Linked DNA regions of Homo sapiens: region 1 is linked to region 2. Evidence: chromatin loops called from intact Hi-C (ENCODE). Cell type or tissue: spleen. All regions are shown on one strand. Each heading gives the region's core, and the rest is flanking DNA. Links, peaks and the distances in the headings are about the cores only. Region 1 has its middle 54 kb from the start of LINC01819. Region 2 holds the start of LOC107985876.

Region 1 (15,084 bases), core at 4,320-12,319, 120 kb after region 2:
CCAGGGATGAAGCCCACTTGATCATGGTGGATAAGCTTTTTGATGTGCTGCTGGATTCGATTTGCCAGCATTTTATTGAGGATTTTTACATCAATGTTCATCAAGGATATTGGTCTAAAATTCTCTTTTTTGGTTGTGTCTCTGCCTGGCTTTGGTATCAGAATGATGCTGGCCTCATAAAATGAGTTAGGGAGGATTCCCTCTTTTTCTATTGATTGGAATAGTTTCAGAAGGAATGGTACCAGTTCCTCCTTGTACCTCTGGTAGAATTCAGCTGTGAATCCATCTGGTCCTGGACTCTTTTTGGTTGGTAAGCTATTGATTATTGCCACAATTTCAGATCCTGTTATTGGTCTATTCAGAGATTCAACTTCTTCCTGGTTTAGTCTTGGGAGAGTGTATGTGTCAAGGAATTTATCCATTTCTTCTAGATTTTCTAGTTTATTTGCATAGAGGTGTTTGTAGTATTCTCTGATGGTAGTTTGTATTTCTGTGGGATCAGTGGTGATATCCCCTTTATCATTTTTTATTGCATCTATTAGATTCTTCTATCTTTTTTTCTTTATTAGTCTTGCTAGCGGTCTATCAATTTTGTTGATTCTTTCAAAAAACCAGCTCCTGGATTCATTAATTTTTTGAAGGGTTTTTTGTGTCTGTATTTCCTTCAGTTCTGCTCTGATCTTAGTTATTTCTTGCCTTCTGCTAGCTTTTGAATGTGTTTGCTCTTGCTTTTCTAGTTCTTTTAATTGTGATGTTAGGGTGTCAATTTTGGATCTTTCCCGCTTTCTCTTGTGGGCATTTAGTGCTATAAATTTCCCTCTACACACTGTTTTGAATGCGTCCCAGAGATTCTGGTATGTTGTGTCTTTGTTCTCATTGGTTCCAAAGAACATCTTTATTTCTGCCTTCATTTCGTTATGTACCCAGTAGTCATTCAGGAGCAGGTTGTTCAGTTTCCATGCAGTTGAGCGGTTTTGAGTGAGATTCTTAATCCTGAGTTCTAGTTTGATTGCACTGTGGTCTGAGAGATAGTTTGTTATAATTTCTGTTCTTTTACATTTGCTGAGGAGAGCTTTACTTGCAAGTATGTGGTCAATTTTGGAATAGGTGTGGTGTGGTGCTGAAAAAAATGTATATTCTGTTGATTTGGGGTGGAGAGTTCTGTAGATGTCCATTAGGTCCGCTTGGTGCAGAGCTGAGTTCAATTCCTGGGTATCCTTGTTGACTTTCTGTCTCGTTGATCTGTCTAATGTTGACAGTGGGGTGTTAAAGTCTCCCATTATTAATGTGTGGGAGTCTAAGTCTCTTTGTAGGTCACTCAGGACTTGCTTTATGAATCTGGGTGCTCCTGTATTGGGTGCATATATATTTAGGATAGTTAGCTCTTCTTGTGGAATTGATCCCTTTACCATTATGTAATGGCCTTCTTTGTCTCTTTTGATCTTTGTTGGTTTAAAGTCTGTTTTATCAGAGACTAGGATTGCAACCCCTGCCTTTTTTTGTTTTCCATTGACTTGGTAGATCTTCCTCCATCCTTTTATTTTGAGCCTGTGTGTGTCTCTGCACGTGAGATGGGTTTCCTGAATACAGCACACTGATGGGTCTTGACTCTTTATCCAATTTGCCAGTCTGTGTCTTTTAATTGGAGCATTTAGTCCATTTACATTTAAAGTTAATATTGTTATGTGTGAATTTGATCCTGTCATTATGATGCTAGCTGGTTATTTTGCTCATTAGTTGATGCAGTTTCTTCCTAGTCTTGATGGTCTTTACATTTTGGCATGATTTTGCAGTGGCTGGTACCGGTTGTTCCTTTCCATGTTTAGTGCTTCCTTCAGGAGCTCTTTTAGGGCAGGCCTGGTGGTGACAAAATCTCTCAGCATTTGCTTGTCTGTAAAGTATTTTATTTCTCCTTCACTTATGAAGCTTAGTTTGGCTGGATATGAAATTCTGGGTTGAAAATTCTTTTCTTTAAGAATGTTGAATATTGGCCCCCACTCTCTTCTGGCTTGTAGGGTTTCTGCTGAGAGATCCGCTGTTAGTCTGATGGGCTTCCCTTTGAGGGTAACCCGACCTTTCTCTCTGGCTGCCCTTAACATTTTTTCCTTCATTTCAAATTTGGTGAATCTGACAATTATGTGTCTTGGAGTTGCTCTTCTCGAGGAGTATCTTTGTGGCGTTCTCTGTATTTCCTGAATCTCAACGTTGGCCTGCCTTGCTAGATTGGGGAAATTCTCCTGGATAATATCCTGCAGAGTGTTTTCCAACTTGGTTCCATTCTCCCCATCACTTTCAGGTACACCAATCAGATGTAGATTTGGTCTTTTCACATAGTCCCATATTTGTTGGAGGCTTTGCTCATTTCTTTTTATTCTGTTTTCTCTAAACTTTCCTTCTTACTTCTTTTCATTCATTTCATCTTCCATTGCTGATACCCTTTCTTCCAGTTGATCACATCGGCTCCTGAGGCTTCTGCATTCTTCATGTAGTTTTCGAGCCTTGGTTTTCAGCTCCATCAGCTCCTTTAAGCACTTCTCTGTATTGGTTATTCTAGTTATACATTCTTCTAAATTTTTTTCAAAGTTTTCACCTTCTTTGCCTTTGGTTTGAATGTCCTCCCATAGCTCAGAGTAATTTGATCGTCTGAAGCCTTCTTCTCTCAGCTCATCAAAGTCATTCTCCATCCAGCTTTGTTCCGTTGCTGGTGAGGAGCTGCGTTCCTTTGGAGGAGGAGAGGCGCTCTGATTTTTAGAGTTTCCGGTTTTTCTGTTCTGTTTCTTCCCCATCTTTTTGGTTTTATCTACTTTTGGTCTTTGATGATGGTGATGTACAGATGGGTTTTTGGTGTGGATGTCCTTTCTGTTTGTTAGTTTTCCTTCTAACAGACAGGACCCTCAGCTGCAGGTCTGTTGGAGTACCCTGCAGTGTGAGGTGTCAGTGTGCCCCTGCGGGAGGGTGCCTCCCAGTTAGGCTGCTCGGGGGTCCGGGGTCAGGGACCCACTTGAGGAGGCAGTCTGCCCGTTCTCAGATCTCCAGCTGCATACTGGGAGAGCCACTGCTCTCTTCAAAGCTGTCAGACAGGGACATTTAAGTCTGCAGAGGTTACTGCTGTCTTTTTGTTTGTCTGTGCCCTGCCCCCAGAGGTGGAGCCTACAGACGCAGGCAGGCCTCCTTGAGCTGTGGTGGGCTCCACCCAGTTCGAGCTTCCCGGCTGCTTTGTTTACCTAAGCAAGCCCGGGCAATGGTGGGCACCCCTCCCCCAGCCTCGCTGCGGCCTTGCAGTTTGATCTCAGACTGCTGTGCTAGCAATCAGTGAGACTCTGTGGGCGTACGACCCTCTGAGCCAGGTGCAGGATATAATCTCGTGGTGCGCCGTTTTTTAAGCCGGTCTGAAAAGCGCAATATTCGGGTGGGAGTGACCCGATTTTCCAGGTGCGTCCGTCACCCCTTTCTTTGACTCGGAAAGGGAACTCCCTGACCCCTTGCGCTTCCCGAGTGAGGCAATGCCTCGCCCTGCTTCGGCTCGCGCACGGTGCGCACACCGACTGACTTGCGCCCACTGTCTGGCACTCCCTAGTGAGATGAACCCGGTACCTCAGATGGAAATGCAGAAATCACCGTCTTCTGCGTCGCTCACGCTGGGAGCTGTAGACCGGAGCTGTTCCTATTCGGCCATCTTGGCTCCTCCCCGCAAATATTTCAAAGCATAGAACAATTAACGATGTATACACCCAAAATATTACCAGGAATTATCTCTAAGTGGCAAGATTATTATAATTTTTAATTCCTTCTTTGTGTTTTCTGTATATAAAATAGTTTAAAATATATATATAAATTGAGAAACTAATTCTAAAACTCATATGGAAGTGCAAAGAAATGAATAATCACAACAACTTTTGAAGAAGCATAAAGTTGAAAGACAAACACCATCTGATTTTAACACTTATTATAAAGTGCAGTAATCAAGACAGTGTGATATTGGTATAAAGACAGACAAACAGATCAATGGAACAGAATTGAAAGTCCAGAAATAGACCCATATTTAAATGGACAAGTGATTTCTAACAAAGGCATAAAGGCAATGCAGTACAAGAAAGGATAGTCTTGGCCAGTCGCAGTGGCTCACACCTGTAATCCCAGCACTTTGGGAGGCTGAGCCAGGAGGACTGCTTGAGCTCAGGAGTTCAAGACCAGCCTGGGTAACATGGGGAAACCCAGTCTCCACAAAAATACAAAAATTAGCCGGGTGTGCTGGTACATGCCTATAGTCCCAGCTACTTGGAAGGCTGAGGTGGATCACTTGAGCCTGGGAGGTCAAGGCTGCAGTGAGCCATGTTTGTGCTACTGCACTCCAGCCTCCAGCCTGAGTGACAAAGCAAGACACTGCCTCGAAAAACAAAACAAAACAAAAATGATAGTCTTTTTCAACAAATGGTACTGGAACATATCCATAAGCAGAAAAGTAAACTATACTTTGCACCATACGTAAAATATAACTTCAAGTGGACTCTAGACCTAAATGTAAAATCTAAAACTGTGAAACATCTAGAAGAAAGCCTTTTTGACCATGGAGTAGGCAAAAATTTCTTAGATATAACACCAAAAGCATGATCCATAATGAAACAAATTGGTAGGTTGTCCAACACAGTGAAACCCCATCTGTACTAAAAATACAAAATTAGCCAGACATGGTGGCACATGCCTGTAATCCCAGCTACTTGGGAGGCTGAAGCACGAGAATCACTTGAAACCGGGAGGCAGAGGCTGCAGTGAGCCAAGATCATGCCACTGCACTCCTGCCAGGGCAACAAGAGCAAAACTCCGTCTCAAAACAAACAAACAAAAAAACTTAATAATGCCAGGTGCAGTAGCTCACACCTGTAATCCCAGAAATTTCCGAGGCCAAGGCAGGATGATCCTTTGAAGCCAGAAGTTTGAGACCAGCCTGGGCAACATAGCAAGACCCCATCTCTACAAAAAATTAAAAAGTAAATTAAAAATTAGCTGGGCATAGTGGTATGTACCTGTAGTCCCAGCTAATTGGGAGGCTGAGATGGGAGGATCACTTAAATCCAGGAGGTCAAGACCAACTTGGGCAACATACCAAGACCCCTTCTCTACAAACATTTTTAAAAAATTAGCTGAGTGTGGTGGTGCATGCTGGTAGCCCTAGCTACTAGGAAGGCTAAGGCAGGGGGATCGCTTCAGCCCAGGAGTTTGAGACTGCAGTGGGCCATGATCTTGCCACTGCATTCCAGCATAGGTGACAGAAAGAGACCCTGTCTCTAAAATTTTTTTTTAATTTAATAAGAAGAAAGCAGCCTAAAAAAATGGATACAAGATCTCTCATTCCACTAACTATTAGAATAGCTAAAATAAAAAAGACTGACTATACGAAGTGCTGGCAGGGATGTGGAGGAACTGGAATTTTCATACACAGCTAATGAGAACTTAAATGGTACAACCACCAAACACTTAGGAAAACATTTGGACAATTTCTTAAAAAGTTAAACATACGCATACTGTGGCCTGGTGCGGTGGCTCACACCTGTAATCCCAATACTCTGGGAGGCTGAGCCAGGCAGATCACCTGAGGTTGGGAGTTCAAGACCAGCCTGACCACCATGGAGAAACCCCATCTCTACTAAAAATACAAAATTAGCCGGGCGTGGTGGCACATGCCTGTAATCCAGCTACTCAGGAGGCTGAGTCAGGAGAATTGCTTGAATCCGGGAGGAGGTTGCGGTGAGCCAAGATCATGCCATTGTACTCCAGCCTGGGCAGCAAGAGTGAAACTCCATCTCAAAAAAAAAAAATAAATGTTAAACATACACAATTGTGCAATCCAGCCATTCCACTCCTAGGTATTTGTCCAGAGCAATAAAAGTGTCCATACAAAGACTTATTCATCAATGCTCATACCAGCTTTATTTGTAATAGCCTAAAACTGGAAACGACCAAAATGTCCATTAACAGATGAATGGATAAACAAACTGTGTTATATCTATACAATGGAATATTACTCAGCATTGTAAAGAATGAAGTATTGATACATACTGCAACAGGGATGATTCTCAAAATAATAATGCTGAAAGAAAGAAGCTAGGCAAAAAAGAATACCTGCTGTTTGAGTCCATTTATATAAAACTCTAAAAAATGCAAACTATAGTGACAAAAAGCAGATCAGTGATTTCCTGGGGATGGGGGGAATGGGAAAGAGGTAGAAGGAAGGATTGCATAGGAGGAAACTTTTCGGGTGATGAAAAATTCATTTACTTGATTGTGGTGATGGTTTCAAGGGTGTATAAACATGTCAAAACTTATCACATTAGGTACACTTGAAATATGTGCAGTTTATCATAAGTCAAGTATACCTCAATAAAGCTGTTAAAAAATAACTGATTGCTTTTGTAAGGCAGAAATATGAGACTAAGGATATTGTATTACATCATGCATTGTAATATTTCATTACTGTGTGGCCCTGCTTAATTATTCATATACTAGTTAGAAAATTTTGTGATGTACAGATTATGGGTGTACCCTTGATAGCTGCCTGAGTTTGATTTTGTGGTCAGTTCTATAAAATTTTGTATATCAGTTCCATGGCCAGGAACATAATCCTTTATTAATATATTGTTTCTGTGGGAAATCAGAATTGGCTTATGTGATATTTACATAGTTCCCTCCTTCTGCCCTGGGCCTCCTCTTCTCAAATCCATCTCACACACTGTTGCCAGGCCTACCTTTCTTTTTTTTTTTTTTTTTTTTTTTTTGAGACACAGTCTCGCTCTCTCTCCCAGTCTGGAGTGCAGTGGTGCGATCTTGGCTCACTGCAAGCTCCGCCTCCTGGGTTCATGCCATTCTCCTGCCTCAGCCTCTCAAGTAGCTGGGACTATAGGCACCCGCCACCACGCCCGGCTAATTTTTTGTGTTTTTAGTAGAGATGGCGTTTCACCATGTTAGCCCAGATGGTCTCGATCTCCTGACCTCATGATCCACCTGCCTCGGCCTCCCAAAGTGCTGGGATTACAGGCATGAGCCACCATGCCCGGCCCAGACCTACCTTTTTTAAAGAAATCAGACCAAGTGGTGTGGCTCATACCTGTAATCCCAGCACTTTGGGAGGCCAAGGTGGGAGGATCACTCGAGACTAGGAGTTCAAGAGCAGCCTGGGCAACATAGCGAGCCCTGTCTCTACAAACATTTTTAAAAATTAGCTGGGTATGGTGGTGTATGCCTATAGCCCCAGCTACTTGAGAGGCTAAGGTAGGAGGATCGCTTGAGGCCAGGAGGTAGAGGCTGCAGTGAGCTATGATTGGGGAACTCACTCCGGCCTGGGTGACAGAGTGAGACTCCATCTCAAAAAAAGAAAAAAATCAGATTGCGTTCCTTCCTCATCAAGCCCCTGAGTGGTTCCAAATGATAAAGTCTAAACTCTGTAACAGGACATTCAAGCTCCCTCACAACCACCCCATCTCCCTCACGGTCCTGTCTCCCAGGACCCTGTCCCCCTCTTTATGACTCTGGACCTTTCACCAGGTGCTTACATCATTTCAAGCTTTTGCTCAAACTGCCCAACTGTCAAGTACCTGCTCCCCTTTCACATTACTTGTGCATCTGGGAAATTCTCCTACCCTTCAAGACTAATTTCAAATATCACCCCCTATTGGAAGGCTTCCCAGATTTCTCCCAGACAGAGTTAATTAATCACCATTTTCACTGCACTCCCATGACGCCTTGCACATGCCCATACTAGTGCACTTATTCCATTGTATTGTAGTAATTAAGGTGCAACTACATTAGGTTTAATGCTCCGCTGCTGTAACAAGAAAATCCCCAAATACCAGTGGTCTAACCAAGTTCATTTCTCTCTCGCATCCAAGTCCTAACTGGCATGCTTGTTCAGCTCTACAATGTTGTTGAGATCCAAGCTCCTTCCACAGTCAAGCGTGCCTCTCCAACAGTCCACCTTCCAGCCATCAGGACAGGGGAAGGGGACAGCGTCTCCTGCCTTTTTATGGCATGATCTAGACTTGTACCAGCACTTGATTCACATCCCATTGGCTAGAACTTAGTTACAGCCACATATAACTGCAAAGGAGACAGGAGAATGCATTTTATCCAGGGGTCCATGCGTTTCACTAAAAGTCAGATGCTGGACTATTATGAGAGGCAAGGGAAAAGTGAATCTTGGGGTACATTATCAGTCTCTGCCACAGTTCACCAATTTAGCCACCCAGGTATCACTTTTATTTTCACATACAAAAGACAAACGCTACCTTTGGAGGAAAACCATCTCAAGTCCCACACTGTCCTGTGCCCCACACCTCAGTCAGGCCCGGACGTGGCTACCTGTGGCCTGGAGACCAGAACACTGAAAGACACGTCATCTGCCCCCACCCTCCCCTAACACATAATGATGGAATATCGTGGGATGGAATGATGGAACAGGAACCACATACCACAATTAAAAAACATCTCTTTCGGAAAATCAAACAATGGGAACTGCACAGATGGCCCCAGTCTATAGCAATTACCAAATAATGCCAGTCAGAAATTATAAAGACTCTTTGCTCTTCCATTTTCTGGAAGTCACTCCCTTGTCCAGTGTTTTCTTTGGCCCCTGGTTTTGCCCTCTGGGGGGGGCTCTCATTGGGTTATCATCCTACATCTGAAGTGGGCATTGGAGAACATACTTCTTTCAGGCTTCCGAACTATTTGCTTCTAGTCAGTTCCATGTGCAGGTAACTCCAGCCAAAGGTCTTGTCTTGACAGAGTTTGCCAGCCTGAAAACTCTGGTTCTGTTTTTACTGGCATCTGTGCTCTCCCCAGACCCCTCTCTCAGCTGAATGGCTGTTATCTTCAGGCCATCTGAGACAATAGGCTTGGGTGGAAAGGGAACACCCTTAATCTGATCTTGGCTGCCGGCTTACTCCCATTGTCTGGTAGAGAATTCTTAACTGGTAAAGCCTGAGAATGGCTCAGGGCCATCATCTTACCTCCCACTACGGCTGTCTCCGCAGCACCAACTTAGGTCGCTGCTTCCATTTGGGATCTAGAAGGCGCTTGGGTCTCCTAACTCTTCAAAGCTCCAAATTCTGAGACTCCCAGTCAACTTAGATGACAGGCAGCAGGCAGTGGGTTCTCTTGGCCAAACTATATTCCCTTCCCTCTCTTCTTGCAGACTCGCCAGGTTTAACCCCACTGCATTCACCTCTCTTTTCCAGGAATTTGCTGAAAGCAGCAAGTCGTCGATACTCACTGATTCTCAAGTTGTCCTAGAGTTACAGGCTCAGAGATCATGTGGTCTCCCTGCCAAAGGACCACAGATGACAGTTTTCCTGAGTCTTTTGCCAGAGCACAATGAGGGTCACCCACTTGCCAGTCTGCAATATTGATGTCTTCTCCACCTGACTTTTGTAAGCCAAAAATATCTGAGACAGGTCTCAATCCATCTAAAAGGTTTATTTTGCCAAAGTTAAGGATGCACCCATGACACAGCCTCAGGAGTTCCTGACAATATGTACCCAAGGTGGTCGTGGCACAGCTCGCTTTTACATATTTTAGGGAGACATAAGACATCCATCGATATCTGTAATGTGTACATTGGTTTGGTCTGGAAAGGCGGGTCAATTTGAGGTGGAGGGGCTTCTACGTCATAGGTAGATTTAAAGATTTTCTGATTGACAATTGGTTGAAAGAGTTATCAATAGAAAGGAATGTCTGGGTTTCAATAAGGGGTTGTGGAAACCAAGGTTTTACCATGCAGGTGAAGCCTCCCCACAGCTTCACCACAGGCTTCGGAGAGAATAGATTGTAAATGTTTCTTATCAAACTTGAAGAGTCTGTCCTAGCAGTAATTCCAAAAGAGAGGAGGTTAATGAGACACATCTGGCTTCTCCTTCCCCTCATGGCCTGAACTAGCTTTTCAGGTGAGCTTTGGAATGCCCTTGGCTGAGAGTAGGGGTCTATGCAGCTGGTTGAGGGGCCTTAGAATTTTATTTTTCCTGTGCACTACGAAGCCAGTGTCATGTCTATGAGACTCTTTTATGACAGTACTCTCCTTTCAGATATACTGAATTAGTTATGGAATAGATTTTGGCAGCTATAACTAGAAGACCACACATGAGAGCAGCTTAAACAAGAGAGAATTTTATTTCTCTGCCATGAGAGAGCTGAGCTGGTGTGATGGTTCTGCTGTACAAAGTCATCAGGGCTCTGAGCTTCTTTTGTCTTGAACCTCCACCATCCAGAATGTTGTCCTCAGCCACAGGGTCCAACATGATTGACCCCCAAATTCCCATTCCAGTGAACAGGAAGGGCGGAAGATGCAGGGCAATGTGCAATTTAATAGTTGTATACATTCCTTCTGTTCACCTCTGCTATGGTCCGAATGTGTCCCCCAAAATTAATGTGTTGAAACTTAATTGCCAGTGTGATTGTATTAAAAGTGAAGCCTTTGGGAGGTGATTAAGTCATAAGGGCAGAGCCCTCATGAATGGGCTTAGTGACTGACATGGTTTGGATATTTTGTTTCCTCCAAATCTCATGTTGAAATGAGACCTCCACTGTTGGGGTGGGCCTAATAAGAGGTGTTTGAGTCATGGGGGCAGATCCCTCATGAATGGCTTGATACCCTCCCTATGCTAATGAGTAAGTTCTTACTCCGTTAAGTTCATGTGAGAGCTGATTGTTTTTGTTGTTGTTGTTGTTGAGACGGAGTCTCGCTCTGTCACCCAGGCTGGAGTGCAGTGGTGCGATCTCGGCTCACTGCAAGCTCCGCCTCCCGGGTTCACGCCATTCTCCTGCCTCAGCCTACCTGAGTAGCTGGGACTACAGGTGCCCGCCACGGTGCCCGGCTAATTTTTTGTATTTTTTTAGTAGAGACGGGGTGAGTGCTCATTCTTTAAAGAAGCCTAGCACGTCCTCCTCTCTCTTGCTCCCTGTCTTTTCATGGGACACACTGGCTCCCCCTTTTCCTTCCCGTAAGCTTTCTGACTGTAAGCTATCTGAGGCTTCGCCAGAAGCTGAACAGATGCTGGTGCCATGCCTGTACAGCCTGCAGAACTGTGAGCCAAATAAACCTCTTTTCTTTATAAATTACACAGCCTCAGGTATTCCTTTATAGCAACACAAATGGACTAATACAGTGACCTTATAAAAGAGGTTGAAGGGAGCACCCTAGTCCCTTTCTTTTGCCCTTCCACTGTCTGAGGACACAGCAAGAAGGTGTCATCTTAAGAGTAGAAAGTGGCTGGGCACAGCGGCTCATGCCTGTAATCCTAGAACTCTGGGAGTCCAAGGCAGGCAGATCACCTGAGGTCAGGAGTTCAAGACCAGCCTGGCCAACATGGAGAAACCCCGTCTCTACTAAAAATACAAAAATTAGCCAGGCATAATGGTGGGTGCCTGTAATCCAGCTACTTGGGAGGCTGAGGCAGGAGAATCACTTGAACCTGGGAGGTGAGGTTGCAGTGAGCCAAGATCGCACCACTGCACTCCAGCCTGGGCAACAAAGCGAGACTCTATCTATCATCTCAAAAAAAAAAAAAAAAAAAAAAAAAGCAGAGAGCAGCCCTTACCAGACACTGCATCTGCCAGTGGGACTTCCTGGCCTCCAGAACTGTAAGAAATTACATTTCTATTGTTTATAAATTACCCAGACTTAGGTGTTTTGTTATAGCAACTGGAACAGACTAAGACAACCTCCCTCTGGCTAAAACATGGTCATAGGGCTACTCTTAGTTGCAAAGGAGACCATGAAATGTAGTCCTTATTCTGGGCTGCCATGTGCCCAGCTAAAAACGTGGGGATTCTAGCAAATGAGAAACAGGGGTGTAGGGAGATAATCAGTCATGCCTGCTACAGTCTGTCTCCTCTTGAAAGAACTCTTTGAGGGGCGAGGACCACATCTTACCATCTTTACAGGCCCAGCCAAGTGCCCAGAAGCATAAGTGACCACATATGTTCAAGTTCCATTTTCTCAGACTATGACTCAATTCCATCATAATGGGCATTTATAGTGCAACTTGTGTCTAAAGCACCCTTTATCTATTTAACTAAGGTGCCTCTAGCTTTCATGTCTTCAACTTCTCCGGTTTTGTGGAATCACCTTCCATTTTCCAAAATCCCTGAGGGTTCTTTGGGGTGAGCGTTTCAATTCAATGGGCTCTCCAAGGTCACTTTGCTCCTTGTTGTGGCTGTCAGCCTGTGCCTGCTATCCGCTCTCTGAACCGCCTCTCTCTAAGCTGACGCCCATCTCTCTTTCATCCCTTCCAATGAACCACATACCCAAGGCTCTTGTGTGTGGCCAACGTTTGGTCAAGTTCGGGAGGAATGGGGGGTGATTATAGCACAAGGTCAAAAACAACTTCAAGAACACATATCACATCTTCAAAACATGTTGGTCACTCCCCAGCACAGGGAATCTCTTCCTGGCATTGCTTCTTGGCCGGTCCTTACTCTGCCCCACACCACATTCTCTAAGCCTCCCTCTCTCTCCTGATGCCAGGTATCTCTCTGTTCTCATCCATTTCTTGTGCCTTGACCGCGTTCCTGAGCGGCCCTCACAGCATCAGCATTAGCATTCCTTTCGCTTTATTACGCAGATCTGTTCAGTTCTTGCTTCATCTCAGCCGTACATATTCAGGGGCCCTCAGTTTTCTAAACCCTTGACCCATCACTGTGTTTCTGTAGGCAGAAGGCTAACAAGCCCTGAGATGAATGATGCTCTTCCCAAGGAAGGCAGAGGAGGCGACAGTCCATTTGCGTTCTCTCCTCTGCAAGTACAGGATCTCGTTTGATTCTCAAAACCACCCTAGAGGAGACAGGAGGCACCTGAGGCCCAGAGACGTGAAGCCACCTGTCCAAGGCCATACAGCAGGTAAGAGGCAGGGTCGGGCCCCACACTGTGCTCCAGTGCCCCTGTTCTCAAGAGGAGCAACCCGCATTATCTTGTGTCATCTCTGAGTGCTCTGTGACACGAGACTTATTTTCTCTTTCCCACTCCTAACCAGGCTGGTCCCATGACAGCCACATGCAGGGCCCACCTGCCCTGCCAACACCGTGCTCAGGGCAAACACAGCTCTAGGGACACTCTCCTTGGATGCATCCTACTTAACAGTCCCCTGAACGCACCCACATGGACTCCAGCCTCAGATTCCCAAATGTCCTGCCCCCACCCACTTGCAGGGCCAGGTCAGTCCCCACTAGAGGGTGGGAGGGGAGGTGGTAGTGGGGAGGAGGGAAGGGGAGAGGCTGGGTAAAGGGCTGGAATTGAATAGCTGCTTTCTTCTCAGAGGCTTCCCCCACCTCCAAGTGGTCATTGATTAACCCTCTAGACCAGATAAACCCTCCATGGGAGGAAAAAAATGTGTGTTTATCTTGGGTCATAAAACATCAATATTGACTTCTCACCGGTAAAGCCCCAGGGGAAGAGGAGGTGGGGGCTGTGGGAGCAAGCCAGCCTGGGACACACTTGCCTGACACCCAGAGGCCAGCACACACATTCTCCTTCCCTATCGAGAAGAAGCCAGATTCCCACCCCACCTCCACCTCAAAGGCATGCCCTGAGCCAGAGGCCTGGTCTCGCTGGGCCTCTTCTCTGCAACCCGCAGCTGCATGGAGCCCCTTCCCCTTCCTGCATTGCCCCTCTGCCCTGCTCCCTGCAGATAACAGAGTTATACCGGACCCAGGTCAGGAATCAGACTGCCCCTGCTCTGCTGTTTCCCAGCTCCAGGACTTGGACAAGTGGCCCGATTTATGCCTCAGTTTCCTCGTTTATGAAATGGCCATAGTAATAGCACCCTGCTCTCATCACTGTTTAGGATGATCAAACAGGATCACGTACGCATATAACAAGCACTAGAGCTGGTCCTGCTGTAAACAGCATCACTCACTCTCTCTCCTCTCCTCCTGCCTCTTGATACACAGCCCTTTGTGGACCTTCCTCCTTGCTCTTGGCTGAGGCCTCCCTGATGGGGTGGACAAGACCATATTCACACAGGGCCAGAAACCAGAGGTGGTCATGGTCCCGCCAGGACTGGGGGATCTCTCATCCCTCTTCCCTCTGGCCTAGAATGAATCAGCTCTCCTGACACCCTCTTGGGCTGGCATTTTCCATCAGAGGGCCTGAGGAGGGTGTCTGTGGCCATGTGCTGCTCCGGGTGGGGACTCCGGGTCTAAGCATGCAGCTCCACACAGCTCAGGGACCCTCACACCTTCATTCTGGGGTCTTCTCTCTGTCCTCCATCTCCTTCCTTTTTGGGGTAAAGGTGTTTCTCCCCCTCCTCCCTGTCCTTCTGAGGGTAGGAATGAGGATGTTCTCCATGCAGAATCTCCAGCCACCCTGGCCTGGGCACTTTCTACCACATTTAATCCTGGACTTGGGGAGCAGTGGGGGAGGCATTTGGGGCTCCTTGATCCTTACTCAAGGCCGGCGCCCTCCATTCCCCTGGCCCCAGGTGAGCCCCACCTGATGCCCTGGGAGGCCCAGGCCCCAGACCCATGTGCCCTCCATCCACTGGGAGGCCCAGGCCCCAGACCCATGTGCCCTCCATCCAGCTGGACAGCGGGGCCCTGTCCCTGGGTACCTGGTCAATAATTAACACTGAGCAAACTCGGGCCATGGCCAGGCCTCCCAGGAGGATCAAGATGAGACAAAAGCCCTCCTGTCTGGCTGTGCTGCCATCTTGGTGGAGGGTTACTGGCCCCTCAGTCACCCCAGAGTGACAAACAGCCCCATCTCCATCAGGGAACTAGAGCAGCTGCTACCCAGCAAGGCACTGGTGACACTAGGCCCTAGAGGAGGACAAACAAGGGTGGGCAGGCAGTCACATGCCTGTTTCTTAGCTCCAGCTTCATGTTTGTGAGTAAGCCTAAGACAGAGGCTGGTGAGCTGAGGGTCCACTGTGGGGCTCCTCAAGCTAGGGTGCTTTTGTAACTTGGCTCATGGGGGGTGGTCAAACCAGAGACCTGCCCGCATCCCTTTGAGACCAGCTCTCAGCTCCCTCTTCCTTCTTCCCACTCTCCTACCCTTCCTTCCTTACTTTGAGTGTCTTCTGTATGCAAAGCTTAGTGTCCTTT
Region 2 (15,084 bases), core at 4,136-12,135:
GAATCTTGCCCAAATCCACATACTTTGAAACCAGGCTTATAGGCAGGTGGTGGGAGGAGCCTTCCCTCCCTGCCAGTCTGCCTTCAACATCAGCTCACAGAGCCTAAGAGCAGAAATTATTCATCCATAAGTTGCTCAGCCTTCACTGGAGGTCTGGTATGGGTGGGGAGGAGGGAACATTGTTCAGGTGAGAAATGCAATTAGGGGAGGGGACAGAGCAGTGTTGGAGTGAGCAGGGTGAAATTTAATTTTAAGCACCAAATTCATGTCGTAGCCAATTTCCCAAATGTGGGCTGCTCACAAAGTTTCTTTTTTCACTCACATAAAGGCTCAGATGCTGTGATTGGCAGGCAGCCTTCCTCTGAGTGGAGATTCAGGCACCCAGGCTCCTTCCACCTTATGGCTCTGCTGTCTCTAGGCCATGAGGTCAGGCAGCGGGGGAAAGAGAGGTGGATGAGGCACATCTGCCTAACATCCTTAGGCCAGAAGCGAGACACATTGTTTCTGCTCACACTCCACTGGCCACCCTGGATAGCAAGGGAGCTGGAACTGTAGTCTAGATGGGTGCCTAGGGAGAAGGGAAAGGGAGTTTTGGTGATAAGCTTCTCAGTCCTGCTGTAACAGGTCAGAGCTGATTTCTACATCCTAAATATTACATTCTGGAGCCTGGTAAAGAGAGACATATCTTCCTGGACAGGAACTTGAACTGCTCCAGGCCAGGCTCCCAGGGTCCATCTGGGACTAGGCCTTTTGGTCAAGGTGGAGGAGAGGGGACAGAAAGGCTGTCCAGGCTCTGCTGGGATTTCTCCAGGAGGGGACAGGACCAGCCTTGGGGTAAGCAAGCTGAAGGAACCAAGCTTGATCCCATGCACTGGCTGAATGGGTGGCAGGAAGGCTCCTTCTGGGTACACTTTTGTGAGCCACAGAAATAGCCTCTGGCCAAGGCCAATGGGGAATTTGTCCTAAGTTTCTGAAGAGAGTGGGCTGTGCAGAGCCAGTGAGCAAAGCCTCTTGTATTGCACATAATTACATGTTTGTGGACTGCCAGAGAGAGGGGCATTGTTGTGAACTTTACTTGGGTGGCCTCATTGAGAAGGGATATTTGAGCAAAGACATGAAGATGCTAAAACATGAGGATACTTCAGGAAGGGCAGAGGGAACAACAGGCGCCAAGTCCCTGTAGTAGGAGCAGGGGTGCTGTGTTCTGGACCCTTTGCCTTCATCCAGGCCAGAGATGATGGTAGTAGCAGTGGGTAAGAGAGAAGAAGTGGTTAGCTTCTGCATCTATTTGGTAGGTACCTCCCTCTTTCCTCCTGTACCTTTCTTGGTTTTCTAGGAGTGACTTGTGAAGACACACTGAAGTGTTTCTACCTCTGTGCCGTTTTATAGACTGTAAGCCCCATGAGGGCAGAGAATGGGCCTTACCCTTACAGTGGGCTCAGGCACAGCTTATCCCTAGCACCTGGTTAAACATGTCTGTGTCCTGAGTCATCAGATTTCCTGGGGCTGAGCCTGGGTGTATTGCTCATGATGAGAAAAGCTTTCCTGTGGCTCGGACACTCCTGTCCCTCTTCTAAAGGAACTGTCCTGTGTATCCAATCAAAGGAGATGGGGCTTCATTGTCTTTTTTTTTTTTTTTTTTTGAGATGGAGTCTCACTCTGTCACCCAGGCTGGAGTGCAGTGGTGTGATCTCGGCTCACTGCAACCTCCGCCTCCTGGGTTCAAGGAATTCCCCTGCCTCAGCCTCCCGAGTAGCTGGGATTACAGGCACGCACCACCACATCAGGCTAATTTTTGTATTTTTAGTAGAGACGGGGTTTCATCATGTTGGCCAGGCTGGTCTCGAACTCCTGACCTCAAGTGATCCACCCACCTCAGCCTCCCAAAGTGTTGGAATTATAGGCATGAGCCACTGCGCCTGGCCAGGCTTCAGTGTCTTGAGTACCAGAGAGTCACAGTCCATCCATTCTTCCCGGCCCTGCTGTGAAGTGCTCAGGAGCTCAACAGTGGACAAGTTCCTGGGTTCTGTTTTGTCCCTGATAACGCCTGCCTGCTGGTTTCCTGGGGAAGTGACGGGGGCACATATGGCTGTGCCCAGCAGGTATCCCTGGCCCAAATCAGCTTGGCCTGTGCTCAGGCAGGGAGTGTTGGGCTCTGCATTGCTCACTCATTGATGTCAGGAGGGACCCACAGGAGTGTCTTGAGCTTGGTTGTGGAGTGTCCATCACCCACAATGTGCAGCCTTTGTTTAACCTGGGCCCTTCCCTGCAACACCTCTTGCCCTCTGACTTTTGCAGAAACTTGGGTGCAACTGATATTTACGATCCAGCAGGCTCTCGATGTTTGGGAGGGCTCTGTCCACTGGCCTTCCATAAGCCCCACAGTCTTGAATGCAAAATGTTGGTGTGGGCTTCTGGCTTTCTCTCGAATGGTGTTTTCTTGAGAGTTATATGTCTCCTGTGCTCTCATGCCACAAATTAACTGCCTTTTCACTTTTCCCACAGGTTTTATCTCTCTTTCTGTGTGGCAGGGTCTTACAGTGTAGTTGTTAAAAGTGTGTGAACTGGCCAGGCATGTAATCTCAGCACTTTGAGAGGCCATGGTGGGCAGCTTTCCTGAGGTCGGGAGTTCAAGACCAGCCTGGCCAACATGGCGAAACCCCATCTCTACTAAAAATACAAAAATTAGCCAGGTGTGGTGGTGCGCACCTGTAATCTCAGCTACTTGGGAGGCTGAGGCGGGAGAATTCCTTGAACCCAGGAGGTGGAGGTTGCAGTGAGCTGAGATTGTGCCACTGCACTCCAGCCTGGGCGACAGAGCGAGACTCCATCTCAAGAAAAAAAAAAAGTGTGTGAACTTTGGAACTGGACAGATTTGAGTGGGCATTGCGGCTTCTGCTCTTACTGGCTGTGTTATGTCTGGCAAAGTCCTCTGAGTGTCAGTTTACTCATCTGTAAAACGAAGACAATTGCAGTATCTACCTAGTAGCTTGGTTGTGAAGCCTCATTGAGGTAGTAACATAATGTCTGGACCCACAATAAATAAGAACTATTATTACACTTAATGAAAACCCTACTGGGTGTGGTGGCTCATGCCTGTAATCCCAGCAATTTGGGAGGCTGAGGAGGGCAGATTGCTTGAGCCCAGGAGTTTGAGACCAGCCTGGGCAACATGGTGAAACTCTATCTCTGCAAAAAAAAATACAAAAATTAGCCGGGCATGGTAGCATACACTTGTAGTCCCAGCTACTTGGGAGGCTGAGGTGGGAGGATTGCTTAAGCCTAGGAGGCAGAGGTTGCAATGAATGAAGATTGCTCCACTGCACTCCAGCCTGGGCAACAGAGTGAGACCCTGTCTCAAAAAAAAAAAAAAAAAAAAAAAAAGAGAACAAAAATTCCCCAAAAAAAGAAAAGAAAAAAGAAAACCCAAAGCTGCTTGTGGGGGCTTTCAGTGCTGGGCGCAGGCCAATGTCCCCAGCCAGCTCTGAGGCTTGTTCCTACTTCTACCAGCCTCTCAGCCCAGTCCACTTCAGGCCAGGGCAAAATACGAAAGCCCTGCTTGTTCTGGGTCTTCGGGGGAGTCTGTGAATAGCTGAATCCATGAATGATGCCTCTGCAGGTGCCAGGGACCCACGGCTCCACCCTCACCCAGTGCAAGTGCTGCCTGCCAGACCCTTGTCAGCGGTTACAACCTCCAACTGCCTCCCGCTGCCCGACTTTTATCAAAAGCTCAGTTGAGAGAAATAAAGTTCATGGGGGTTATTTAAAGGTCATGCATTCCATCCATTCTTCCAGATGGGACTTATCCCTGAACGAAGTCAGACTCTCACGAAGCTGAGTCGTTCTTGGAGCACAGTATTTAGTCTCCACACAATCTCTACTACGTCCCTCCCTTATGATGGAGACTTGAAGGAAATTGGCTGAAGGGGTCTGGCCATTATGTTTATTTTGGGATGTTGCTGCTTCAGCTAGTGTTCTCTGTAAGGCCTGTGAGTGGAATGAATATATTTTAGGCTCCAGTTTCCAGCAAAATTCTGCATCTTCAGAGGAATTAGGGGGCTTCTGACTTATGGGCAATGTGATTCATGAAACTAATCCCAATTCCCACTTTACTTGGGTTGCTGGGAAGCTCTGAGCCAAATTGGGCACTCATCCTTAAGAATCTTAGAGGCTCTAGTAGGCTGGGCACGGTGGCTCATGCGTATAATCTCAGCACTTTGGGAGGCCGAGGTGGGCGGATCACGAGGTCAGGAGATCGAGACCATCCTGGCTAACATGGTGAAACCCTGTCTCTACTAAAAAAATACAAAAAAATTAGCCAGGCATGGTGGCAGGTGCCTGTAGTCCCAGCTACTTGGAAGGCTGAGGCAGGAGAATGGTGTGAACCCAGGAGGCGGAGCTTGCAGTGAGCCGAGACCGTGCCACTGCACTCCAGCCTGGGCGACAGAGCGAGACTCTGTCTCAAAAAAAAAAAAGGAATCTTAGAGGTTCTCTTGGGCTGTTTTTAAAGGAGATGATTACTTTCCAGGTGCTGGTTTCTAACAGATGAGATTATAATTATTATTTTGTATGTATCTTGTCAATTGCTTCAGGGCTTTAGTGGGACCGGAGTGGGAGTAAGTAAATAAAATCATCCTCATCCTGAAAACAAAAGAGGAATGAAGAATTGGTCTGGGTGAGTGAGAGAAGGAGGAGGCAGCCAAGGGGAGAGATGGTGTAGGGCCTGGTGGTGACAGGACAAGTGTCCCTTTCTAGGCCACTGTGGTGATGCTGAAGGGTCTGGCTTCACTGACCCAGGGGGTGTGAAAAGAGGATTTTCCATGAATTTGAAAAGAGAACCGCAGTCATTGCTCAATTTGCACTTCTCCCCATGGCCCCCAGGCTTTGGGGGGTATTTTTGTAATGTTGTGAAACATTGAAACTTGCAGTGTCTCCTTTCTCTTCCTCTTCTCTCCCAACTCAGTCACTCCTACCCATTTCTTTTTTTTTTTTTTAAACCATGTTTTGCTCCTTCCCTTCATGTGGCCACTGGTGCAGGGGTTTGAGATGGGCTGCCCACTGTGACTGCTCCTCCATCTCTGGGCAAGACAGGAGTCTCTCTGGACCGAGGCCCACAATTTGCTGCTGGAACAAACAGAAGAGGGTCAAGCAGTTCAGATCCTCAACGAAAGAGTAGCAATAGAGCAGCAAATACTACTTGAAAACTCTACTGTGTGCCACTTAGGAACCATTATTATTGCCATTTAATTTTACTTATTTAAGTTTGTCCTGTGCTTCAGCTCATGGTACATGTTCATTATTTGTTTGTACAAGGCCCCTGCATCTATTTGTTTGTTTGTTTGAGACAGGGTCCTGCTCTGTCACCCAGGCTGGAGTGCAGTGGTGTGATCATAGCTCACTGCAGCCTTGAACTCCTGGGCTCAAGCTATCCTTCTACCTCAGCCTCCCATAGCTGGGACTACAGGAGCATGACACCATGCCTGGCTAATTTTTAAATATTTTTGTAGAGATGGGGTCTCACTATGTTACCCAAGCTGGTCTCTAACTCCTGAGCTCAAGTGGTCCTCCTTCCTCAGTCTCCCAAAATGCTGGAATGACAGGCATGAGCTACCACATCTGGCCCATTTGTCTGCTTATCCACTTACTTTGCCCAGAGTTTCTCATTGGCCGCACTATTGACATATCAAGTCAGATCATTCCTTTTATGCAGGCTGTCCTGTACATTGTAGGATGTTTGGCAGCATCCTTGGCCTCTCTACTACATGCCAATATTACCCACCCCCACACCTCCACTGTAACAACCAAAAATGTCTCTGGATATTGCCAAATGTCCCCTGGGGAAAGGGAGCAGAATCATCTCAGGCTGAGAACCACTATCCCCTTGTCCCCTTCCTCACTCCCCTCCTCTCCCAATAGAAGCCTCTCTGATGCATCTGCTGTGTGTCCTCCTGTTTGCACACATCCTTGCAGCTCTGTTCACTGCCCCATTCATATCCTTTGCCCACTTTTCTATTGGAGTTGCCATCTTCTTTGGATCTGCAAAGAGCAGTCCTTGTGTTTTCTTTTCTTTTCTTTTTTTGAGATGGAGTCTCACTCTGTCACCCAGGCTGGAGTGCAGTGGTGTGATCTCGGCTCATTGCAACCTCCACCCACTGGGTTCAAGCAATTCTCATGCCTCAGCCTCCTGAGTAGCTGGGATTACAGGCTCCCGCCACCACACCTGGCTAATTTATATATTTTTAGTAGAGACGGGGTTTCTCCATGTTAGTCAGGCTGGTCTTGAATTCCTGACCTCAGGTGATCCACCCACCTCGGCCTCCCAAAGTGCTTGGATTACAGGGCATGAGCCACCGTACCTGGCCAGTCCTTGTGTTTTCTAAATATGAGTCCCACATTGGTGTGGCCTGTGTTTTCTTCTCCTTTTCTGTCATCAGTCTGCTAACTCTTGCCTTACAGATGAGGAAGCAGAAGTTCACAGCCATAGCTGCCCATGCTCACACAGCTAGTAAGTGGTGAGCCAGGTCCAGGCCTCTGTCTCCAGAGCCCAGGCTCTTGACCCCTGGGCTACAGCAGTGTCCCTTCCATTCAAATATGACTTCGCAGGCAGGCAGGCAAGGTCAGGCCCTGAGGCCCGGGCAGGGAAGGGAGGTGGCTCACTCCAGGTCATGCAGCTCGACAGCAGCATCACCCAGGTCACCCTGATGTGATGCCAAGTGTCTTGGGAACTGGATTTAATGTGTTTTTTTTTTTCTTTTTTTTTTTTGGTTGAGGAATGACCAAGTGATTTCGCTTAAATGTCCAACAGGAGGCTGTGGCTCTGGTGAGAAGAAGAGGTGGGGATCTGAGGGTGTCTGTGCGAGGAGGCTCCTCTGTTGGCTCTGCATGGTGCTCACAGACACATGGTTGGGCAGATTTCTGGATCTGGATTTTCTGGCCTGGATCTCTGTGCCCTGGACCCTGGCAGAAGAGTGCTTCTCTCCCGGCCCAGGGGATGATGGATGGAGAGGAGCCAGGTTTTGTTCCCTAAATGCCATTCACATGACTCTCTGACCTCAGGGTCCTTCCCCTTTCTCTTGTCTTTTTCTCCTTCACTGCATTCTGCCCTGCTTTGGTTTCCCTTCTCTATTTTCCTTTTTTCAATCTACACAAAGCCCTTGGAGGGCTGGGGCTGACCTGGGGCCTCTTGGCTCTGGCTGAGGTTGGTTTCCAGTTCCTGGACGGTAGCCCTGGGGCTGTCTGACTTCAAGGGCCATAATGAGACTTGGGAGGTGGGAGGTTTGGGAGGAAGCAAGCCGGCCAATGAGCCAGTGCCTGGAGGCTGGTCCTCTCCTGCATCCTCAGGGCAGGACCTCTGAGCCACCAAAGCCCGAGGACAAATACCTAGTTCAGGCCACAGCCACTCCCTACCCATCCCTGACAGACATGCCTAGTTCATCCCAGATCTCTTCCTACCAGCCTCAAGATCCTTCTCAGCGGAGAATGTGGGACGGAAATGTATCACCTCTGGCTTATAGCTTCATCTTTACTTCCTGGAAGCCTTTCCCACCGTGGTTCTCAACCCTGACCGCTTAGCAGAATCACCTGGGTAACTTTCCAAACAGACTGATTTCCAGGCCCCAACCCACGATTCAGATTTCATGGGTCTGGAGTGTGGCTGGGGATTGAGATGTTGTAAAATCTCCCTGGGTGATTCTGCTATGTGGCCAGGACTGAGAGCTACTGTTTCACTGAGGCCAGAGTGTTGCAGAAAGAGCACAGAAGGCAGGTGGGGGACTGAGTTCGTGTCTGGACAACCCTCAGGTGGCAGCATGTCTCTCAGCAAAGCCCCTTCCCTCTCCAGGCACTGGGCAGGAGCACCCTAAGGAGAAGTGACAGATTTGTGGAGTTTTAGACTCAGAAAGGGCCAGGAAACCAACCAAGCTACCCCTCATCCTGCAAAACAGAAGACTGGAGGGGGTGGAGTAGTCAGGGTCTCACAGGGCACTGGCAGGGTTGGGGGTGTGGGAAGCCAGGCTAGGCTTTGGGCTGCCTCCTCCCACTGGCTGGGCCCCTCAGTGAGTCCTCTTTAGTTTAGAATGTTGGGAACATGATGTCTCCCCACTGTTTACTCGAAAAGGAGCCTGTTCTCTCAGTGCCTGGTAGTGGGGAAGCAATGGCTAGAGTTAGAGGGTATTGGTCTCAGCCAAACTTGGCAAGAGGACTTTTGCAGTGCCGCTGACTGTCTGCAGCTGTTTTATAGGCCCTGTGGCTCAAAAGGGGAAGTGTGGCTGCATTTAGAAAGTTGTCCACAAGGAGGAATGGTGGGGGTGTGGGAGTGAGGGTGGGGCTGACAAGGGTGGCCAGGCTGGGGAGCTAGAGGAGGAGGAGGAGGGACACAGGCAGGACCTGTGGACAGGGGTTTGATTTGGGGCCCACATGTTGTCACTGTGGAAACTCTTGGGTTTGAGGGGATGGAGATAGGGGAGTGTGAAAGGGAGGCAGACAGACAAGAAAGGGGGAGGTGGGGAGGGAAAAGAGCTCCCAGCTGGGAAGCCTGGCCTTTCTTAGGTTGGAAGCAAACATGAAGTGTGCTGGGAGCATGCCCAGCCATGCCCTGAAGGCCCAGGAAGGGGTTTCCTCTAAAGGGGTGCAGGGAGATGGTGAGAGGTGCTGGAAACGTGGAGGTTTTCTCAACATAGTCCAGCCCACAGAAGGGGATGTGAGAGGAGGAACTCTTCCTTCCCCCAAGCTATACAGAAATATATCTGATATCTGAGTCCATTTAGGCTACGATAACAAAATATCATGGACTGGATGGCTTATAAACAGCAGACATTTAATATCATAGACTGGATGGCTTGTAAACTGCAGACATTTGTTTCTCACAGTTCTGGAGGCTGGAAGTCCAAGATCACGGGGCCGGCAGATTCAGTGTCTGGTGAGGGCGATCTCCTCATAAATGGTGACTTCTTACTCTAACCTCACATGGCAGAAGGGGTTAGGGGTCTGTCTCAGGGCATAATATAAGGGCACTAATCCTATTCATGAGGGCTCCACCCCCAGGACCTAATCACCTCCCAAAGGCCCGACTCCTACCTTCATCACTTTAGGGGTGAAGATTTCAACATATTAATTTGGGGGGGACATAAACATCTGGACAGCCTGAATGAAATGCACCATCCCTATGGCCAGGAATGCACCCAACCCTTCCCAGGGCTGACCTGGGGCTCAGGTCTCCATGGTAGCAACAGGAAGATTGCTACACAAGGCTCCTAGCCCAGGGGTTGGAGGCTGGAAGACCTCAGAGAGCCTGACTGAAGATCCCCATGCCTCAGGCTCCTGTTCCTGTTAATGACAGGGAGATGTACCTCCCCTGCCCTATCACAAGTGCCCTGCCCCAAGCATCAGGGAGAAACATTGAGCTCCTGCTGATCGTGGGTCACACTCCCACTGCTTCCCTCAGGCCTACTGCTCTCCCTCAGTCACTGGCACCTGCAGGGTGCTGCTCTCTGCTGCCCCCCATGCCCTAGCCTTGTCCCTACTGTATATGTGGGGATAGAGTGATGGGGTGGCGGAGGTGGGGGGTGGTGGTACCATAACTTCAATCCAGAGCTTTCCTACAGAAGATCCTGCCTTCACCAGAAAAGTGCTTTAGCAAAGCTCCTCTTCCCAAAGTAGCCCCACCCAAAAGGACCATGAGAAGAAGACCTTATCCTAACTTTGATCGTATTACACTGGCCATAGAAAGCTCCACCACCTTTGGTGATAGATTCAGCAGCCAGAGAGATCTACTCTGAGGGTGGGAGTTAAAGCAAAGAGGGGAGGTTTGCATTGGTTCTGACTCTGTGGTTGAGCATCTGATGTCAGAAGCATGACTCCCAAAGAGCCTGCTCAGTGTACCCTGGGGAACAAGGTAACTCAACTCAACCCAATCCAACTCAACCCAATTCAACTCAACCCAACCCAACTCAATTCAACCCCACTCAACCCAACTCAACTAAACTCAATTAAACTCAACAAAACTCCCATTCATTCACTCCGTGATTTAACTATTATGTACTAGTCACCAACAATGTGTCAACCGCTGTGCTAAGTGCTGGGGATGCGGAAGAGAGCAAACAAGACACAGCCCTGCCCTCATGGAGCTTCGAGTCTGGTAGAGGCACTTAAGGGCATATCACGGGTCTGTGTCTCTATTAAGCTCATGAGGATGGCCGTGGGAGGGTAGGGAGAGGAAAGGCCCTTACCTCTGTGGTCTTGCTGGAGAGACTATATTCATATACACAAAACACTCAGAGAATGAGGCAAAGTTTAATAAGTCCATTGTTGACTCTGGTAACCACTAGGTGGGCCTGACCACTAACTAACCTTGAAAAAAAAAAAAAAATTGGCCAGGCATGGTGGCTCACGCTTGTAATCCCAGCACTTTGGGAGGCCAAGGCAGGCAGATCACTTGAGGTCAGGAGTTCAAGACCAGCCTGCCCAACATGGTGAAACCACGCCTCTACTAAAAATACAAAAAATTAGCCAGGTGTGGTGGCGCGCGCCTGTAATCCCAGTTACTCGTGAGGCTGAGGCAGGAGAATAGCTTGAACCCAGGAGGCAAAGGTTGCAGTGAGCCGAGGTTGTGCCACTGCTCTCCAGCCTGGGTGACAGAGTGAGACCGTGTCTTAAAAAAAAAAACACCCCAAAACAAAAACAAAAAAAATTAGTTCTGACATGAGTGTGTTGGACTGGAAAATCCATGTGGACTCTGCCGTCTTTCTTGGTTTCTTCTTCCATTTGGCTATCTACCCCCTTCCCTTCCTCCTTCCACCTCACTTAGAGCTAGAAACCTTCCATGGCAAATGATTGGATTCTAGGTTTGGTTAAATGCCTACCATTTACAAAGTACATTGCTAGCTGCAGTAGGATTCAGAGGTAAACAACACTGGCTTTCCCCTTAAGGACGCTGGGCCTGACTTGGGTTCACAAATTGCTATGACAGAAGACAGTGAAAGATGCATGCATCTTTGGACTGCATTTTACCAGTTCAAATATTTTATTTTTAATAATATGTAATAAAATATAAGGTATAACAGGGAAATGAAATGCACAGATCTTAAGCGTGCGGTTCCAAGTATTTTGAGTGTGAGTGTGACTGTGTGTTGCAGGGGGAAGGTAACAGAAGAGTTGAGTCCCTTCACTGGGTATGGCATTTGGAATATCAGTGCTATCATGTTTTGGCATGTCTGCTGCCTGCCGTTTTGTTTTTTAAATTGCCAACTTCAGAAAGTTTATAAGACTAAGGAATTCCTGTATACCCTTTCCCCAGATTCACCAATTATTTACATTTATGAAATCATTTGAGAAAAATTTAGAGAAATCTTGCCCCTTTACCCTTAAATACTTCAGTTTATATTTCAAGGACATTCTTTTACGTAGTCTGGCTTCCTCTTAGCTGAGCCTTGGGCATTTCATTTTCAGACAGTATTGGGTCATTCTATATCTTAAGTAAAGCTGATTTAATGGGAGAGAGAGCTGGATTGGTTTTCTGCTTGATGCTGTGCTGGTGGCCTGGCTGTTGGGGGCTGCCTAGGTCACAGGGTCCCCCAGGGAAAATCTGTTGACTTCCGCAGCTATGCTTGAGTCTGCTTGTTACTGGACAGCTGGTCTGTCCCCTTAGAGGCTTGGCTGAACTCTGTGCTCTCCTTCCCTCTACTTTGTTCTCGAGTTTTCTGCACATTCTTCCACCCACAGATGTGAATGTCGTGTGATGTTGGCTTTCCAGTGTCTTGCATGGCGTGGTAGCAGCAGAAATGAGCTTGGCTGGGCACCCTCTCTGGGCCTTGGAGGCAAGCCTGGGCTCCTCTGAAAATACAGGCAGCTTCCTTTCCCTGACTTGCCTGGAGGAGCCAGGCCCTGTGGTGCGGTCTGGCTCTGAGGCCTGTGGTCCTGCTTGGGACTGGCAGTCTTAGGCTGAGGGAACATTTTCCAGAGTATAGCCGAGGGACAGAATGTCTCAGTAAGACGGGCTCGGAGGGGAAGTGTTTTGGAAAGGCCTCTGCTTGCTCTGGGAGGCGTTCAGGATGCTGAGGTTTTGGAAATCTATGGCGGCTCTTCACAACTGCTCCCAGCTTTGGGAGGAGGAATAGACGGGTGCTCGTTTCCTCGGGTTCAGTGGCAAAGGTGAAGACCAGCACTGCCGACCTGGGACCTGGGCCTCTCCCGGGCCTGGGGAGGACACTGGACTTTGAAGGGGAATGCAGCCTAGAAGGCCTGGACCCTGGAGTCAGGAGATGCTGCTCCCATCCAGTAAGCCCTGGCTGGAGCTCTTCTGGGCACCAACCCTGGCATAAAACCAGTGGGGCCTCTGGGCCTGCACTCAACAGTGCCTCTGATGGAGCAGGTAGGAGAACCCCCCGCAAATCCACCAGGCAGAACAGAACACGCTGGAGGCATTTAACCAGGCAGGCACGTCTCCTGCAAGGAGAGGCCAGGGAAGGGAGAGTTCAGATGCCCCCAGCTGCCAGGGGATGCTTAGCGGAGGAAGTGAGGCCTGAGCCCCCCTTTCTAGCACCCTCTCCCTTCTTCTGTTCTGCTTTTGTATACAACCAGCATGCCGAGGGTCCAGTTCCAGCTCTGTTCTGTGATCTTGGACAAGTCCGTTTATCTCCTTGGGCCCATTTCCCGCCTGTGAAATGGGACGTGGAGCACTGGAGCCACCTTCCCGGGACAGTGCTGAGTGGTCACCAAATGTTGGTGGGCTTCAGAGGTGCTTGGAGAGCTTAGGCAGATGCCTGGGAAGTTGGGAGCCTGAATTCCCGGTGGTGAGGCCCAGGCGTGTGTAGGCATTGCTTTCAACCAGCTCTCCTGGTGGTCCTTGGAGCGGAGCTGGGTTACTGTGGAGGCACCACATCCCCCGCCCCTAACTTAACTGCAGGCTCCTTGGACCCAGACTCGGGCCTTTATTCCTGGATGCATTTTTCCCGGTGTCCGGGAGGGCCTGGTACAGGTGGGGGCACCCGGGCCTGGCCACTGGGCCGTCCACCGGCCCCTCCCACCCGGGAGTCGTGCCACAGCCCGGGCAGCCTGGACGCAACCCCCCTCCTTCCCTACGAGCCAGCTTCAATGCCCCGCATTACCATTTCCATGGCGCCCTCCTCCAGGGCCCCATGGAAATCACGAGGCTTTCTGAGGAGTCGTGCAGACTTCAGAAAAGACCCTGGGCCCCCTGCCCACCCCGGCTCCCTGGCCGCTGTAATCCCGCGCGGGGCGCGAGAGACAGAGCTCCCAGTCTCCTCGCGGCCCGGCCGGGCGCTCATTCTCCCACAGAGCTGACGTTTCTCTGCGGCCCAGCTGGCTGCAGTTTTTAGAAATAACAATATCCCCGGGGGGAGGAGCGGCGGGGTGAATGGGCGCCTTTGTCCCGGGCCCTGTGAAGCCCGATTAATTATGCGCGGCGGAGCGCGGGGAGCTCGGCCGCCGGGGCCCCCCCTGGGTGGCTGAAAGGCCCGGGCTTGGGAGCGCGGCCGCCGGCTCCGCGCCGCCGCACAAAGGGCCGCGAATTAGAGAAGCGGCAATTACCCCGCATTTTGTATGTGCCCTTGTCTCGCTGACACTGTGGACGGCCCCTCCCCGGGCGGCTGCACTTTGAGGATTTTCAGGCCCTTTCTTGGTTACCAGGGGCGACTGGGCAGAGGGCTGGGGGCTTGGGGAGAGGGGGAAGTGCCAAGGGCCGAGTGGGATCGTGTGCAGTGGGGGGCGTCCCGGGGTGGGGGGCAGGGAGCGGCGTGTGGGTATCGCCCCTGGGGACCTCGGCCTCAAGTCTAATGCTCTCTCCAAAGCCGGAGCCCTTTCAGCATGCAGATTCCAGGGCCTCACCACAGAGGACTCCCTGACTCGGGGATTCTGGGGCGCCCAGAAAACTGCATTTTACCAGTCCAAATATTTTTAATAATATATAATAAAATATAAGATATAGCGGGGAAATGAAATACACAGATTTTAGGTGTTCAATTCCATGTCACCCACATCTCATCAAGATATAGAACAATTCCATCACTCCAGAAAGTACCATGGGTCCTCTTTCCAGTTTCTCCACCCCACTGCTCATCCCCCCAGGTAACTACTGCTCTGATTTCTAGCACTATTCCTAAAGTTTCATCAGTTTTTGGACTCCATAATAAATGGAGCCATACAGTATACATTTGTTTTGTTTCTGACTGTTCTCATTTGGAATCATGTTTTTGAAATCTATTCCTGTTGTGTGTATTAATAGTTTAGTTTCTTTCTTTTGATTAAACAGTTTTTTTTGATCCATTCACCTGTTGATGGACAGACACCTGGACTGTTTCTAATTTTTGGCTGTTATAAATAAAGCTGCTATGATCATTTTGTACGAGACTTTTTTTTGTGAACACGTGTTTTTGTCTTTTGGGTAAATGTCTAGGAGTGGAATTGCTGGGTCATAGAGAAGGTATTTGGCTTTACTAGATTCTAAAGTGGCTATATGATTTTGTATCCACACCAGCAATATATGAGGGTTCCAGTTGTTCTACCTTTTCGTCAGCACTTGATATTGTCAGTCTTTGTGATTTTAGCATTCTAGTGAGTGTGAGGTGGTATCTCGCTGTAGTTTTCTGGGTGGGTGATTTTAATGCATGAGTTCCAAGGAGTACACTTGGAGAAAACTCCTGTCTAGTCCAATCCTTGCATTTGCCTGCAAGGTCCAGCAGAGGAAATGTCCTCCCTGAGGCCCACAGCTGGTTGAGCAGAGGCAGGATCAGGACACAGGACTCCCATCCCAAGCTAAAGCTCTCTTCTTGGTATCATGCTACCCCTTTGGCCCACACCTCCTGAGCCTGTGTGTATGAAGCATGGATCGTGCTCTGCCTAGGACCATTCAAAGTGGACCTGGCAGGGCACTTCTGAAGAGTCCCCACCTGCCACCCAAGCAGCAGCATCCATGGGACTCAGGTTGAGAGACTGGGCTTGGCCAGGTACATATGGTGTGTATGCGAACATAGGAACAGGGGTAGGAAGCTGCTGGCTAGCTACTCTTGACTCTAACTCCCAGGACACAGACCTGGCTTTACTGCTCTCCACCATCTTACCATACATTTG

What was found. A loop is a pair of places that touch in the nucleus more often than their neighbours do. Peaks named below come from ENCODE experiments on the same cell type or tissue, not always from the same donor. Only the 100,000 strongest peaks of a DNase experiment are listed, where the experiment ranks them.
Region 1: it touches region 2 in a loop (2.4-fold over the local background); 10 of 110 quality-filtered maps call a loop at or near these places.

What each region holds. Positions count from the first base shown.
Region 1 is chr2:42,978,082-42,993,165 of GRCh38, reverse strand. No RefSeq gene overlaps it. Among named protein-coding and RNA genes, the nearest start is that of LINC01819, 54 kb to the left of the region's middle. RefSeq lists an enhancer at 2,801-3,353 and a cis regulatory region at 3,647-3,820. In spleen, for the core only: no CTCF peak of the experiment used is centred there; no DNase peak of the experiment used is centred there.
Region 2 is chr2:43,099,318-43,114,401 of GRCh38, reverse strand. It overlaps LOC107985876, which reads left to right and starts at 11,957. Exons shown (of 3, transcript XM_047446566.1): 1 at 11,957-12,367. It overlaps LINC02580 (long intergenic non-protein coding RNA 2580), which reads left to right and starts at 11,957. Exons shown (of 2, transcript NR_151714.1): 1 at 11,957-12,367. RefSeq lists a silencer at 8,114-8,163 and an enhancer at 12,904-13,575. In spleen, for the core only: a CTCF peak has its summit at 8,267; DNase peaks (open chromatin) are centred at 4,828, 6,511, 7,221, 8,271 and 3 weaker places; H3K4me3 peaks cover 3,190 bases; H3K27ac peaks cover 6,334 bases.